Regions from separate parts of the Mus musculus genome. Here regions 1 and 2 are each linked to region 3. The links are chromatin contacts, found by POLR2A ChIA-PET in ENCODE. All regions are on one chromosome and are shown on one strand. The core of a region is the stretch at or near the end of the contact, and the rest is flanking DNA. Distances in the headings are between cores, read along the strand shown. Region 1 holds the start of H2ac18 (H2A clustered histone 18). Region 2 holds the start of H3c13 (H3 clustered histone 13). Region 3 holds the start of Car14 (carbonic anhydrase 14).

Evidence for each region. ChIA-PET counts read pairs that join two places held with the same protein, here RNA polymerase II (POLR2A).
Region 1: POLR2A ChIA-PET joins it to region 3 with 11 read pairs in Patski. The contact joins the promoter of H2ac18 here to the promoter of Car14 in region 3. POLR2A ChIA-PET finds 5 or more read pairs at or near these places in 2 of 5 experiments (Patski and embryonic stem cell).
Region 2: POLR2A ChIA-PET joins it to region 3 with 12 read pairs in Patski. The contact joins the promoter of H3c13 here to the promoter of Car14 in region 3. POLR2A ChIA-PET finds 5 or more read pairs at or near these places in 2 of 5 experiments (Patski and embryonic stem cell).

The regions. Positions count from the first base shown.
Region 1 is chr3:96,242,315-96,247,183 of GRCm38, reverse strand. H2ac18 (H2A clustered histone 18) reads right to left here and starts at 1,687. Exons shown (of 1, transcript NM_013549.2): 1 at 1,132-1,687. The coding sequence starts at 1,603. The coding sequence ends at 1,211. H3c14 (H3 clustered histone 14) reads right to left here and starts at 499. Exons shown (of 1, transcript NM_178216.3): 1 at 1-499. The coding sequence starts at 298.
Region 2 is chr3:96,265,694-96,270,274 of GRCm38, reverse strand. H3c13 (H3 clustered histone 13) reads right to left here and starts at 1,621. Exons shown (of 1, transcript NM_178215.2): 1 at 1,120-1,621. The coding sequence starts at 1,581. The coding sequence ends at 1,171. H2bc18 (H2B clustered histone 18) reads right to left here and starts at 575. Exons shown (of 1, transcript NM_175666.3): 1 at 83-575. The coding sequence starts at 523. The coding sequence ends at 143.
Region 3 is chr3:95,903,187-95,907,628 of GRCm38, reverse strand. Car14 (carbonic anhydrase 14) reads left to right here and starts at 2,944. Exons shown (of 11, transcript NM_011797.3): 1 at 2,944-3,309. The coding sequence starts at 3,255.

The DNA of each region.
Region 1 (4,869 bases), core at 438-2,937, 340 kb before region 3:
AGGCCTCGCTCGCCTCCTGCAGCGCCATGACGGCCGAGCTCTGGAAGCGCAGGTCCGTCTTGAAGTCCTGCGCGATCTCGCGCACCAGGCGCTGGAACGGCAGCTTGCGGATCAGCAGCTCGGTCGACTTCTGGTAGCGCCGGATCTCCCGCAGCGCCACGGTGCCGGGCCGGTAGCGGTGCGGCTTCTTCACGCCGCCCGTGGCCGGGGCGCTCTTGCGGGCGGCCTTGGTGGCCAGCTGCTTGCGCGGGGCCTTGCCGCCGGTGGACTTGCGGGCAGTCTGCTTCGTACGGGCCATGGCGAAGACGGAAGACACCCAAACGAGGAGCACTCGGGGACCTGATACCGGCCCGAGCCGGCCGCCTTTATAGGCGCAGTCTTCCCCGCGGCGGGGCGGAGACAGCGACTTGAAACTCCCGCGCTGCCGCGCCATTGGCCGTGGCGTCACCGGCCCCGACCTCGCCCATTGGCTCGGGCCCGCCACGCCACCTGACCCGCCCCCCCCCGCCCCCCACGTCCAGCCCCGCGCCCGGTCCACTTGCCAACGTTCTGCGAGGGTGGAGCCACGTCTGGCAGCTGCCCGTAGAGGGCGGGTCCCGGCTCTGCCCAAGAGGAGCTCGCGCGCCCCCGCCCGCCGCCCAAAGTCCCAGGGCAGAACTAATCTAGTGTTTGTGCAGCACCGCCCAGCCACAGCCACAGTCCCAGCCCCAGTCCCCCATGATCCCTAGAGCCGGCCGCGTCCAGTCCTCGCGGGACACCTCCTCCTCCTAGACATTCCCCAAGGACCGGACGAGAGCGCGGCTGACTGCGACTTATGTCTAGATTGGCCTAGACGTCCTAGTTGAGTCTTAGTCCTGGGAAGGGTCAGGCGGGTGGACGCTGAGTGAGGGACAGTGTTGTGTAGGACAAGGGTGTGGGCAGATAGGGGCTAAATGCTTGGGACGGTCAGCGAGAACCGCGTATCCGCTCCGCCGAGGCAGGGCATGAACCAAAGAGCGACAACAAACTACCAGGGGGAACCACGGGCAGGATGGGCAAGGAAGCAGAGGACACGACACTCTTACTTTTGGGGCAGGGCCAGGAAAGGCCACCAAGACCGGCTACCGTGACACAACTCTTTATCTGATTCAGTGGGTGGCTCTGAAAAGAGCCTTTTTAGGAGCTCGCGGGGGTTATATCACAGAGACGCGGGCCGACGCGAGCAGTGGCCTCACTTGCCCTTCGCCTTATGGTGGCTCTCCGTCTTCTTGGGCAGCAGCACGGCCTGGATGTTGGGCAGGACGCCGCCCTGCGCGATCGTCACTTTGCCCAGCAGCTTGTTGAGCTCCTCGTCGTTGCGGATGGCCAGCTGCAGGTGGCGCGGGATGATGCGCGTCTTCTTGTTGTCGCGGGCCGCGTTGCCCGCCAGCTCCAGGATCTCGGCCGTTAGGTACTCCAGCACCGCCGCCATGTATACCGGCGCGCCGGCACCCACACGCTCCGCGTAGTTGCCCTTGCGCAGCAGCCGGTGCACACGCCCCACCGGGAACTGTAGCCCGGCCCGGGAAGACCGCGACTTGGCCTTGGCGCGGGCCTTGCCTCCTTGCTTGCCACGACCGGACATCACGAAAGCGCAAACAGACGAACGGCCACAACCAGGAAACGGTACTCCGGCGCCGACGCCTCACTCTTTTATAGACGCAGACCCGATTGTCCGCCCGACGCTCTCATTGGCTCACACGCGTCCTGACGCCGTGGCCAATAGGAGCGCGCGGACAGAAGCCTCTCATTTACATAAGACCGGCTCCCTCGCCCCGGCGCCGCCCTGGAACGCGCGAATCACGACGCGCGTGCTCGGTGGCTTCATTTGCGTGCGGCCGTCGTTGCGACACTCCGCGGGTCGCCGGGCGGCTGGGCCTGCTCGCTGTTTCTCCTGCTGAGGAAGCTAACAGGAATAGAGCCGGTAGCACGCGTAAACTTGGCCACAGGGCATGGTGTACCAGGTGTAGGTGACTGGCACAGGCTGTGAGTTCTTTCCTCAGCTCCATCTTTGTGCCCAAACTGGCGAGTCGTCCCGGCAGAGCCAGGCAGCCTTACCCTGTTTCCTGTATGAAACCACCCACGGTGTCTCTGCTGCTTCCTGGGTTTTTTGTTTTTTTGTTTTTTTCTCTTCTACCTCCCATTGACATTAGAAATCATTTCTACTCAAGTTACATGTGCCCTTGAATGAGGAGTATTAAGTGTAGGGGTATCTTTCGACTTTGCAGGGGAGTTACATAAAATTAGTGTTAATATATTGTCAGAATGTAGGAAAGCATTAGGCAGTCCATTTATTAAAGTATCAGCATCGGAGGCGTCTGTGAAGTAACTTGTCTTTTGGGTCAGAAATTGCTTAACTTGGATCTTGTTATTTTTTAGTGCAGTTTTCAGTTTACATACGGTGACTAAATTTCCTGTTTCAGGTCACAAGATTTAAGAGGGATTTACGTACAGCTTGTTAAAGATTGAAGTCTTAATGGCACTTTGTATGTTATTTCATTGTAGTTTGGCATATTCTGGGATGTAGGTCAATGGCACAGTACTTTCCTAGTTATATACGAGGTCTTAAGCACCACACCAGAAATTCAATCAGAATTGTTTAGCCACACAGACATTGTTGCTTGTTTTCTGTTTGCCTTAGTTTCACTCCCCCCACCCCCTGTTTCCCTGAGTGTCTCCCACCTGCCTTTGCTGCTCTTCAGTCAGCTCTGCCTCTCCTTTGGCCCTGTCACATTGCTATTCCCATAGTGTCAATGCTCTTCTCTCATCCCTGCAGATTGGGTCCCAGGCTACCTTGGGTATTTCTGCTCCAAGTTACCACATGCTTCTAAAAACAGAAAGAGATACACTTGAGCCAGACTCTTGTATAATTAACTCCCAGGGAACGTCCTAAACAAGTATCTACCCAAGGGTATGGAAGTGGTTTGGCTCCACACTGAGCTGCTTCGGGAACATTGTCCCTAAAGAAGCAGGCTCTTCTGAAAAACATAAATAGGTTAGCTGAAAGCTGACTGTAAGTGTGGTGTCTCTGTCTTCGCTTGATGTCTGTCTCCTTTGGCTAAAGGCAGAGTGAAGTTACTGTTTTACCTTTCACTTGCATCATAGCAAATGAGGGCCGTTACCCACGAGGTCAGGGCCACTCCCTAGAGTACAAGTGAGAGTCAGAGTGATATCTTCCCGAATCTTGCAGGTTCAAACCGTAGCACTGACCAGAGAACCATGCATCTGCCTCCTAGGATTCCTTAATTTTGCTAACATCTTGCCTGCCCAGGTTCCTCCTCTACTTAAGGCTTCAAGCTCATTCATGTCAATATCTGTAGATAGACAGATTTTCGGGGGGTGGGGTTTGCTGGGCCTATATTCTTCTCAATATAGCTTCTTGACTAAATCTCTGATTTTTCTTTTAGACACGTGGTTGAGCCTTGCCTTAGGGTGTCTACAGCCCAATCCTTTACCCTCAAACCTTTGGCTACTTGTTCATTTTGTTGCATATCATGAGGACACTGGCATTGGTTTACAACTTCAGGCTTTGTGGACAGGCTGAAGTGAAAGCTATGTTGGTTGACAGTACTGATTTTGTTACCCTACTAGGTGAAGGAATAAACCTTGGAACTAAGTTGATAATGACATATATATATATGACAATACCTTGGAATGGGGGGAATGCATTTGTGGGGTGAGATGGTGGAAAGGTTGTGAACAGTCAGTGGCAGAATGTGTGGCCATTTCCACAGTGAACTGTGGTAGCTCCAGCTGCACTAGGATTTCTGCAGCTCTTGAAACTGGATTTATTTTAGCAAACAGGAAATGGCTTCAGTGCAAGAATTAAGTGGATCCTGTCTTTCACCTGTGTATCAAGTGTCAGTGGGAAGTCAGTGTGCCTTCGTTAGATATGGTCAGTGTATTTAAGATGTGTAAACATGTGCTTTGAATGGTAGCTTAGTAAATGTAGCATTGCACCATGGTATATTTGACCTAATATGACTCCTATATTGTAACAGTTTTATTCTTTTTGTTTTTTAAAGACAGTTTTTGTGTGTGGCTTCTTTTTTTCCTTTCTTTTTTTGGGGGGGGGGGGTATAGGCTGTTTTTTGTTTTGTTTTCTAGACAGAAACTCTTAAAAGAGTCCTACTTAGCAAAGGTAGTTTTGAAATAGATGTGATGGTTGTTTTTGGTTGTCAACTTGAGCACATCTGGAATTAGTTAAAACCCTAGGGGCTGGGAATACCTCTGAGGCATTTGAAGTGGGAAAATCCACATTTTTGGGACAGTGTGTGAATGCTTGCTACTTCTTAAACTTTTTTGACTATCTCCAACCAGGACTTTGATGATTATGTTTAGGGCTTATTCCGAAGTTAATCCAGGATAACCTCTCAGAATTGAATAGACAAGTCCTTTTCCTCTCTTAAATATTGATGGGTTCTGAAAAATTGGACTATTCACAGCCTACCATAGCCATCAACTACTGCTATAGCTTGAACTGTTTCCACACAAAAGATGTTCTGTTGCTTCAACAAAAGCAGCATGGCCAAAAAGCGAGTTGCAGAGGAAACATTTCCATATCATTGGAGGAAGTCAGGACCGGAACTCAAGCAGAGCTGGAACTTGGAGACAGGAGCTGATCCAAGGGCATGGAGAGGTGCTGTTTAATGTCTTGCTCAGTCTGCATTCTTATAGAACCCAGGACTACCAGCCCAGGGATGGCATACAACCCACAATGAGTTGGGCCCTACCCCATCAATTGCTAATTGAGAAAAATACCTTACAGTTGGGTCTCAGAGAGGCCATTCCTCCACTGAAACTTCTCTCCCTGCGATGACTAGTTTGTGTGAGGTTGCCACATAAAACCAG
Region 2 (4,581 bases), core at 372-2,871, 360 kb before region 3:
CGCTGCAGGGTAACAGACTCATCATGGCTTAACCTTACCTGCTAGATCAGACCCTTAGTGCTTACAGTCTTTTTTTGAGAACTAAAGTGGCTCTGAAAAGAGCCTTTTGGGTAAAGCCGATCAATCACGTCTCTGCTGCACTTCACTTGGAGCTGGTGTACTTGGTGACGGCCTTGGTGCCTTCCGACACAGCGTGTTTAGCCAACTCTCCCGGCAGCAGCAGACGCACGGCTGTCTGGATCTCCCGGGAAGTGATGGTCGAGCGCTTGTTGTAATGCGCCAGACGGGAAGCCTCACCTGCGATGCGCTCGAAGATATCGTTCACGAAGGAATTCATGATTCCCATAGCCTTAGATGAGATGCCCGTGTCGGGGTGCACTTGCTTCAGGACCTTGTACACGTAAACAGAATAGCTCTCCTTGCGGCTGCGCTTGCGCTTCTTGCCATCTTTCTTCTGCACTTTCGTGACAGCTTTCTTAGAGCCCTTCTTTGGGGCAGGAGCAGACTTCGCTGGATCCGGCATTTTCCTCCGCGTCTAAAGATGCAACGTAAGGTAGACCGGGCAACTACGAACTGTTTCAGCGCGGCTTGCTATGCGGTACTTATAGAGCTTGTATGCAAATGAGGTTTCACACGGTATTCCATTTTTATTGGTTGATTTACAGCAGAGTCAGCGTCAAGGAGGCGGAGCCTACTCAAACCGATTCTGGTTGCGAGCCTTGGTGGTGCTTAGAGGAAATTCTTTCTAGCCAATCGCAGCCTTCCATTTCATGCTAGCCTGTTATTGAGAGCGGCAGTTTTGCCTCAGCTGTTCTTTATGTTCCCTTCGCTTACAGATCCTTAAAACACCAGGTTGAAATAAGTTAACTATCGCTCTTAGGTATCACGCTTGGAATTTTGGGGCTATTTTTCAGGTTCACAGTTCTGAGACCCTAATTAGAACTCCTTTTTTGGACTGGCCCATATTTGAGTAGTGAGCTCAAGACCAGCTCTAAATGGAATAAACCTGGGATAAGGAATGTGATTACTGGTAACTGTTAGGCCTGACACACTTGAGGGCGTATTTGAAACACTGAAAATCAATTTGCAAAGCTGACACAGCTACTTTCATCGACAACGTAGGTGGCTCTGAAAAGAGCCTTTGTGGGGGATGGAAGGGAAACAGGGCGCTTAAGCGCGCTCCCCACGGATGCGGCGGGCCAACTGGATGTCCTTGGGCATGATGGTGACGCGTTTGGCGTGGATGGCGCACAGGTTGGTGTCCTCGAACAGCCCCACCAGGTAGGCCTCGCTCGCCTCCTGCAGCGCCATGACGGCCGAGCTCTGGAAGCGCAGGTCCGTCTTGAAGTCCTGCGCGATCTCGCGCACCAGGCGCTGGAACGGCAGCTTGCGGATCAGCAGCTCGGTCGACTTCTGGTAGCGCCGGATCTCCCGCAGCGCCACGGTGCCGGGCCGGTAGCGGTGCGGCTTCTTCACGCCGCCCGTGGCCGGGGCGCTCTTGCGGGCGGCCTTGGTGGCCAGCTGCTTGCGCGGGGCCTTGCCGCCGGTGGACTTGCGGGCGGTCTGCTTCGTACGGGCCATATTTTTGCGACTTCGGCTTGCAGACGCCAAGTGGCCATACTTATAGACTTATCTTCGTCTTGATTGGGCCCAGAAAGCAGGAGTTTCTGGACTTGCAGTCTGATTGGGTAGAATTCGATCCTATTTGCTGAGTTTCAAGATGGTTACACTATTCCTTCTCTCCTGATACTTTTCCTTCCTGTATTTATGAACCGCAGAGGGTTTTAAAAAGATAGTGCTTTTCAGTTGATGTAACTTTCCTAAATGCAGTGTTTAAAGTGTTTCTCACGCAGTGTGCTCTTCTAACAGGTTTCTTTGGAAACAAACTTGCCCTTTTCATGTTCTGCGATTCACTTTGTAGCGAGTCACCAGATACTGTAGCTCTTCTCTGACAGTTAGCATTTATTTAACTTCAGGCTTTGTGCCCAGTGATTTGAACGCATTGTACCACGGCCGAAAGATGACAAAACGATGTATAGTGAAAGGAACCAAATGCAAACTTAAGTTTTACCTATTTCGAAACCCTACCAAAGCCGGTCTTACATTTACTGCACACTGACTATCGTTATGTATGGCGCTCCCGCCTTTCCTTCTGTCTAGAGTGCGTTCCTTCCACCTCCCTTCTACACTAACGGCCAATTAAGTCCTGCAGATGAAATGTTTATATAACAGAAGGATAAGACTAGAAGTATTAATACCGCCTTTCCAGTGGAGAACAGCTACTAAATAGTTAAACCTGTCATCTAGATGACAAGTCAAAATAACTTTCAAAGCAAATGAGCACTTATTTATTTGATTCTTTTTCCTTTTCTTTTCGAGACAGGGTTTCTCTGTGTAGCCCTGACTGTCTTGGACCTCACTCTGTAGACCAGGCCGGCCTCGAACTCAGAAATCCACCTGCCTCTGCTTCCCAAGTGCTGGGATTAAAGGCGTGGGCCACCACAGGATTTCTGTATGTAGCCTTGGGTTCCTGAAACTCCCATCTGTAGACCAGGCTGGCCTGTTTCTGCCTCCTGAGTGCTGAGATTAAAGGTGTGTGCTACTATGGCCTGGTTCAAAGTAAAGCTTTTAATAGCATGCCTGATTTTTTGGTAAAAAAGCATTGTATACCAACCTTCTTAAAATTCAAACCCAAAAGTAAAAATAGGCCCAAGATATTTAAAACTTTCCTAGAGCTGACAAAAATGTATTATCTTTTCGCTGAAATTCAAGTAAAATGAAATTGATTTTAAGGAGATTCCAAAATACTAAACACAGGTAGCAGTTTGGCAGTTTAATTAATTTAAGAATCCTTCAGGAGCAGAAGTAACCTCCAAAATATGGCACAAAAGTATCACTGATGGGAGCTGTTACCTTCCTGTGGTCATTTCTTAACAGCCGGCAATGCTTCCTATAAAAGTGGATCAGTAGGTAAAGCCTTGAAACACAGAAACATCTTCATATCGTACAATCAAACCATTCAGGGCTTCTCAAACGCTGCTGACCTTTCCCATTAGAAGGGGACCTGCCCTGTGGGGCTGGATGGTGCCCACACCAGGTATCGTGTTTCCTGGTAAGATTTTCTTTGTAATGTATGTACTGGAGCACAAAGCATGTGGTGTTTATTTAAATCAGAAAGAGATTCTCAAACTTCAGACTCTACTTCCCCCGTCTGAGATTTTTATTTCTGTCCTCATCAGTGTTTAGGTAATAATAAGTGAAAAATTCCAGAAAAGAAGTCAGGAGTCTTATTTTACATTGTAAGTCTATCCTCTCATGGCCTCTCACCCCGGACATAAATCATCCCCTTGCCCAGCGTATCCTTGCTACCCATGACTTATTTACTTAGTAGCAGCCTCCATTCAAAACACCTGCCAAGGCTTATGTTCAGGTAACCTTGATCTTATGCAATAAGGGCTCCAAAGTGCAAACAAATTTCACTAAAGGTGATTATTATTGTCTACTTTACTATAGTTTTGACCTATTTATTGAGCCAAATTCATAAGTTAAAATTTACCATACACATTTACACATATACTAAAGGAAACATACAGTGCTGTATATGTTTATGTAATGTACAGCATTGTCTGTATATTTAGCCATTGGCTGGGGATCTTGGACCACTTCCTCTAAGAGGAAGAGAAAGCGGCTGTATTCAGACACAGAGTCCAGGAGTTGTAGGGTTTATTTTAACAGACAGTAAGAAAGTCAAGAGTCTTCCTCTTGTCTAGCTTCTACAATTATACCTGTAAGAGGTTTATACTCTTCAGAAATGAGGATGCTATTGTAGATGTGAATTCTATGGCACGAAACTAGAAATCAAGAAGTAAACTTTGAAGGTTATCAGTGTCTCTTCCAAAAAAAGATAATCCTCGCTGCCCAGGCAAATTTAATCTGTATTCCTTCTGCTGCACATTGCCTTCGTCGACAACCCAGTCATGTCGCTCAGCTGTGCTTGGTGTCTACCCGACACTAGAGTGATATTCATGGGAAATTCTGGATCGAAACTTTGACCAGAACAGGGGTTATGATACAGAAGAAACTGCTTCTCTGCAGTTATTTCTCAGAAATGTCCTGAAGTTTTTCATTAAAAATTACCCCCCCCCAAAAAAAAAAAGGCCAAGCAGGGTATAATGGCACAGAGGCAAGTAGATCCAGGTGAGTTCCAGGACAGCCAGAGCTACAGAGTGAGACCCTGTTTCAGAGAAAACAAACCACATTGCCAGGGCCTAAAGTTTAGAGACAGAGAACTGGGATCTTATTAATTGGGGGTGGGTACAAGAAGCTCAACTTTTTCCATACAGTGAAAAGCAAACAAAAAAAATTAAATGAACTATTAGGCATGTAATATTTTATATGTACTTATATAAACAAATATATATGTATTTTATATATTTGTTTTTAATACAAAAGCATGGACTAAGTTTTGTGTTTGGGCTCAAGAAACCCCAGAGTTAGAGTCAAACACGAACTTGGACCAGGTGAATTTTGGTCTGTTGGCTACTCAGGCTATTTACCTGGTTTGCTTTGATTTTGAATAGT
Region 3 (4,442 bases), core at 1,695-4,194:
ATCTGCCCTTTCTCCACAAGATTCTCCTCCTGCATCTATTGAATCGGAAGGCTGTGAGGCTGGCCCAGATCACCTGCTCCTCCCAGTCCCCAGTGAGCTTAATTTGTAAGCACCTTTGTGTTTGCTGAAGGGGCTTTGGGGACTGAGGGCAAGGCTGTAATACTAAATGCAACTGCCTAATGTTCCTACTTCCGTTATATCACTGCAGCACACAGTGTTATTATCTCTTCTGTTTGTTTGCTGCTTCTGGTCTCTCGTTTTTTGTTATTAGCTTTTCTAGAAAATGTAATTCCATCTAACACGTCCCCTCATGGACTGTTGTTTGAATCTGACTCCCTCCTTTATTCAACAGCCTGCACCCCAGCATACAAGCTCGGGGAGCTGACTGGGCTCGTTGCAAGGACATTCTAAAGGCGTGAGTTTAAATACCTAAGTTAAGAACTTTTAAGAAAGGATAAACATAAAGTCACCACGCTGGAACACTTTGATCCGACATTCACGTTTCACTGCTTTGCAAGGACAGGAGGTGGCGCCACTCGGCAGCGGAATGTCTCAGGTTTGGTGGTCCTTGGGCCAGGTGCAAGGGGAGAAGAGGGTTTAGGAGCGAGAAGAGCCCTAACGAAACAAGAGTTTGAGAAGAAACTACTCGGAAGAAATAGTACCCAGTCACCCTTTCTTTTTTCTTTCCTTTTCCTTTCCCTTTTCACATAGCAGCCCCTTTGCACCTACTCCAAATCAACACAGCTAGAAAGCAATGACTGAAGTGTTCACAGGATCTAAACAAGTTCGTTCTTTCTCTCCCCGTCTCCCCTCTCCCCTCTCCCTCTCCCCTCCCCCTCTCTCTGAAACCAGTTTTATTTATTTGGAGGGAATCGGAATTCCCGGAGAGGCTGCTGGTTCCGGAGCCTAAGTGTTGACTCGGGACTAAGACTTTTTTTTTAAGGACGCATTTTATTTTTTTAATGGTTTTATTTTATGTGCATTGGTGATTTGCCTGCATGTATGTCTGTGTGAGAATATCCGGTTCCTTGGAACTAGAGTCACAGACAGTTGAGAGCTGCCAGGTGGGTGCTGAAAATCGAACCCATTCCTCTGGAAAAGCAGCGAGAGCTATTAACCACTGAGCCATCTCTCCAGCACCAGGGCTAAGACTCCTTTGAAGCAGTATTTTTTATTTTTTATTTTTTATTTTTTGAAGCAGTATTCAAAAGTGTAGGCAAAGTCCCCAAACTCTCAGCACCAACTGCTGTCCAGAAGGAATCCCAAGTTTTAAAAATTCGTAGAGAAGCCAAGAGGTGGCGCCAGGCGAGACGCACTTCCTGGGAGGCTGAAAGTCGGTCGTAGATGCTGCAGGGGAGCTCTGTCCTGATAGGGGTTATTCTATCCAAACCTCCTCTTTCCTACCTTGTGAAATATGTGTCAATTCTCCTTTCACCCCCACCCCACCCCCCTCTTAACTTTCCGGACACCAAAGAAATCTTAACTTGTATTCACATCTTTTATTCTTCCTAGATGGGACTGGATGAGGCTTTGGAAGAACTTTAAGACGGAAACTTTTTTTTAGGGGATGAAGTATTCGCAAAGCGATAAAACGTTGTGTGTGTGTGTGTGTGTGTGTGTGTGTGTGTGTGTGTGTATTTTAAATATATATATATATTTTTAAAAAGTCCTTACTCTGAAGCTCAGTCGTGGGACAGAAAAGCACTCTGAGCTCCTGTCTCCGCAGGAGTGATGACCTGGCACATGCATTATTCTGTTCATTTGGCTTTTATCCCGTGCCCTTGTTTGGCTTCTGCTCCTTTGTTTTGGCTATTTATTGCTACTTGATAGGAGTAAGGAGGGCAGAAAGACCTCACAGAGGTTATGGAGGAGAGATTTCACCATCTAGCTTGAAATTATCTGTGGTCTTCACACTCACTAATGAGGGACTTAGGATGTACATTCCGATCGGGATTTCTAGTCCCGTGGGGGAGCGCACACCAGCCACATTCCTGAGACGCCACGCAGCCTCCATGCTCCACTAGCAAACTCAGTTCCACCACAGCAAGTTTCACTTGATCCCACAGGACCTGCCTGGACCCTTTGTTGGGTGGGCGGGAAGCCCCTGGACCCCTCACCCACCTGGTCACATGGCCTTTCTATGGCCCCTCCCCTCTCTTTCTTTGGAGTCCGCCTTTTTCTCATGGTGACAGTAATTGTTTCTACAGTCACCCATCACTCCTCCTGCCCGGCCTCTCTGCTAGGGGTCAGTGTCCTCTTCAGTGACAAAAGGCGCCCTAGATCTGGGCTCCCTGGGGAGGGAGGTGGCTGGATCTGGTAGTTAGAATGCTGTCTCTCCCTGGTGCTGCGACAACCCCTCCCCCGCTGTGCACACAAATGGGCTTTATCCGGCAAACAAAACCGCACCCCCACCCCAGGCTACACAGGCACGTGGACCTAAGCCTCACCAAGGGAAGGGGGTGGTGACAGGCGCCAGAGAAAGACGAGGCAGAAGACAAATATTCTCCTCGCCCCACTTCTTGCTCTCCACAATCCAGATTTTAAAGTTTGACTTTCCACTCCCCACCTGCTCCCTGAGCCTCCAACTTCTGTTCTCCTATCTCCCGAATCTGAATTCTTTCTGGTTCCAACCAGCTCAACTTCTCTTGGTTTCAGAAACAGGTTCCCCACCAGCAGTCCCATACCACCCAGGGATGTGCTCCTCAGGCAGGGGAATGAGAACACGGTGTCCTGGGAGGGAGAGGTGCGAAACCCCCCTTCCCTGACCGAGAGTTCCAGGGGACACCCGTACGAGCGGCAGTGTAAATAGCAAAGGAAGAGCTCACTCCAGGGTCCTGAGCCAAGGCCAGGGCGCTGGGCTCTGCTGGGCCATCCTGCATGCCTAATCCGCTATTTAAGGAGCTGCTCGGCTGCAGCCCAGGCACCACCCCCCTCCTCACGTACACCGGTTTCGAGCCACCTTAAAAGCGGGAGGCAACTGTGAAGTTGCTGGCCAGTAAGTGGTGTGGAGATTACGAAGGGACATACGGAGAGGGCAGAGAGAGGAAGAGAGAGAAAGTGAGAGAGGAAGAAATTTATCCTGGGATCCAGAAGTTCGTGTTAACCTGTGGAAAATCAAGTCCCTGGAAGTCTGCAGAGACAGAGACAAGAAGAAAAGAGATAGAACGCCAGAAACTCCTCTCTCTCCCTCCCTCTCCACCTCTCTCTTCTAAACCCCAAATTCCTGGTCCCTTGTACCCCATTGTGGGGATAATATGTTGTTCTTCGCTCTCCTGTTAAAGGTGACTTGGATCCTGGCTGCAGATGGGGGTAGGTACAACTGGGTCTGTGCTAATGTCCACCCGTAGCCATGTGTACTTATGTGGGGGAGGAGAGGTTTCAGAAAGGGAAGCCTAGGGGCTGGGGGGTAGGGGGGGGAGGCATGGGGTGGGAGAAAGACTATGGAGGAGATCCTTCCATTCTTTTCCTTTTCCTCTCTAACCCAGCGATTACTGCTATCTCTGCGACAGGGAGAGCTAGCCAGAGGCCAGTGTGTGAATGCTCAGGAGTGTAGGACACTCGGCCAGCTACAGTTCTCCAGTCCACTCTTTCCCCACTGCCCTAGTCCCGGGCAGCCCTCCTGCCCGTCTTTGTTTACGCACTCTGCTGGTTAGGGAGAGCAGGGGTGAGAAGGGACACGTGCTGCAGTCCTGCCCGACTCAGACCCCGACCCTCTGCTGATCAAAGGATAACTCCATTACCTGCCAAGGGGCAGGGGCAGCTGGTCCATTTCCCTGAAAGGAACACGACTAAACGTTTGCTCAGCTCTTTATAGTGTACAAAGGGCTTTCAGGATTAGGAGAGAGGTGGGGAGACGTTGGAGAAAACAAGCTAAGTTGTTTCTGGAACGCCTGAAGGATTCCCACAACTTTTTTTGTTGTTATTGCTTATTTTTATTTACTTTTTTTTTTGAGACAAGGTTTCACGTGGCCAGACCTATCTCAAACTCACTCTGTAGCTGAGGTTAGACCTGCTTGGCTCTGCCTCCCCATGCCTGGTTTCTACACCCTGTTTTTGTGCTTCTCAGGCCCCATTCTGTATCCAGCACATAGTAGGTGAGGGATTAAAGTTTATTGGAAGGACGAGGTGGGGGGGGGGATTATCTAGAAAGCGAGAGGAAGATGGGACCAAGGGATCCAAAAGAAAATGAGGAGTCACAAATCTCTTCTGAGAAGAAACAATTTGGAAAGAGGAAAAAAGAGGCATTAGAATCAGCTCAGAGCATTTCACAGGAAGGGCAGGGCACCTTCACAACAGCCAGAGAACTCTAGTTGTTGGAGTATCCTAAAGAGATAGTGAAGGAGGGGTGGGGGGGAGCTACTCGCAGAGTTGCCCCCGCTGAGGAATGGAGCGGTGTGAGCAGTTAAAGGAATAACAAGCAAGATGGGCATTGGACCACACGC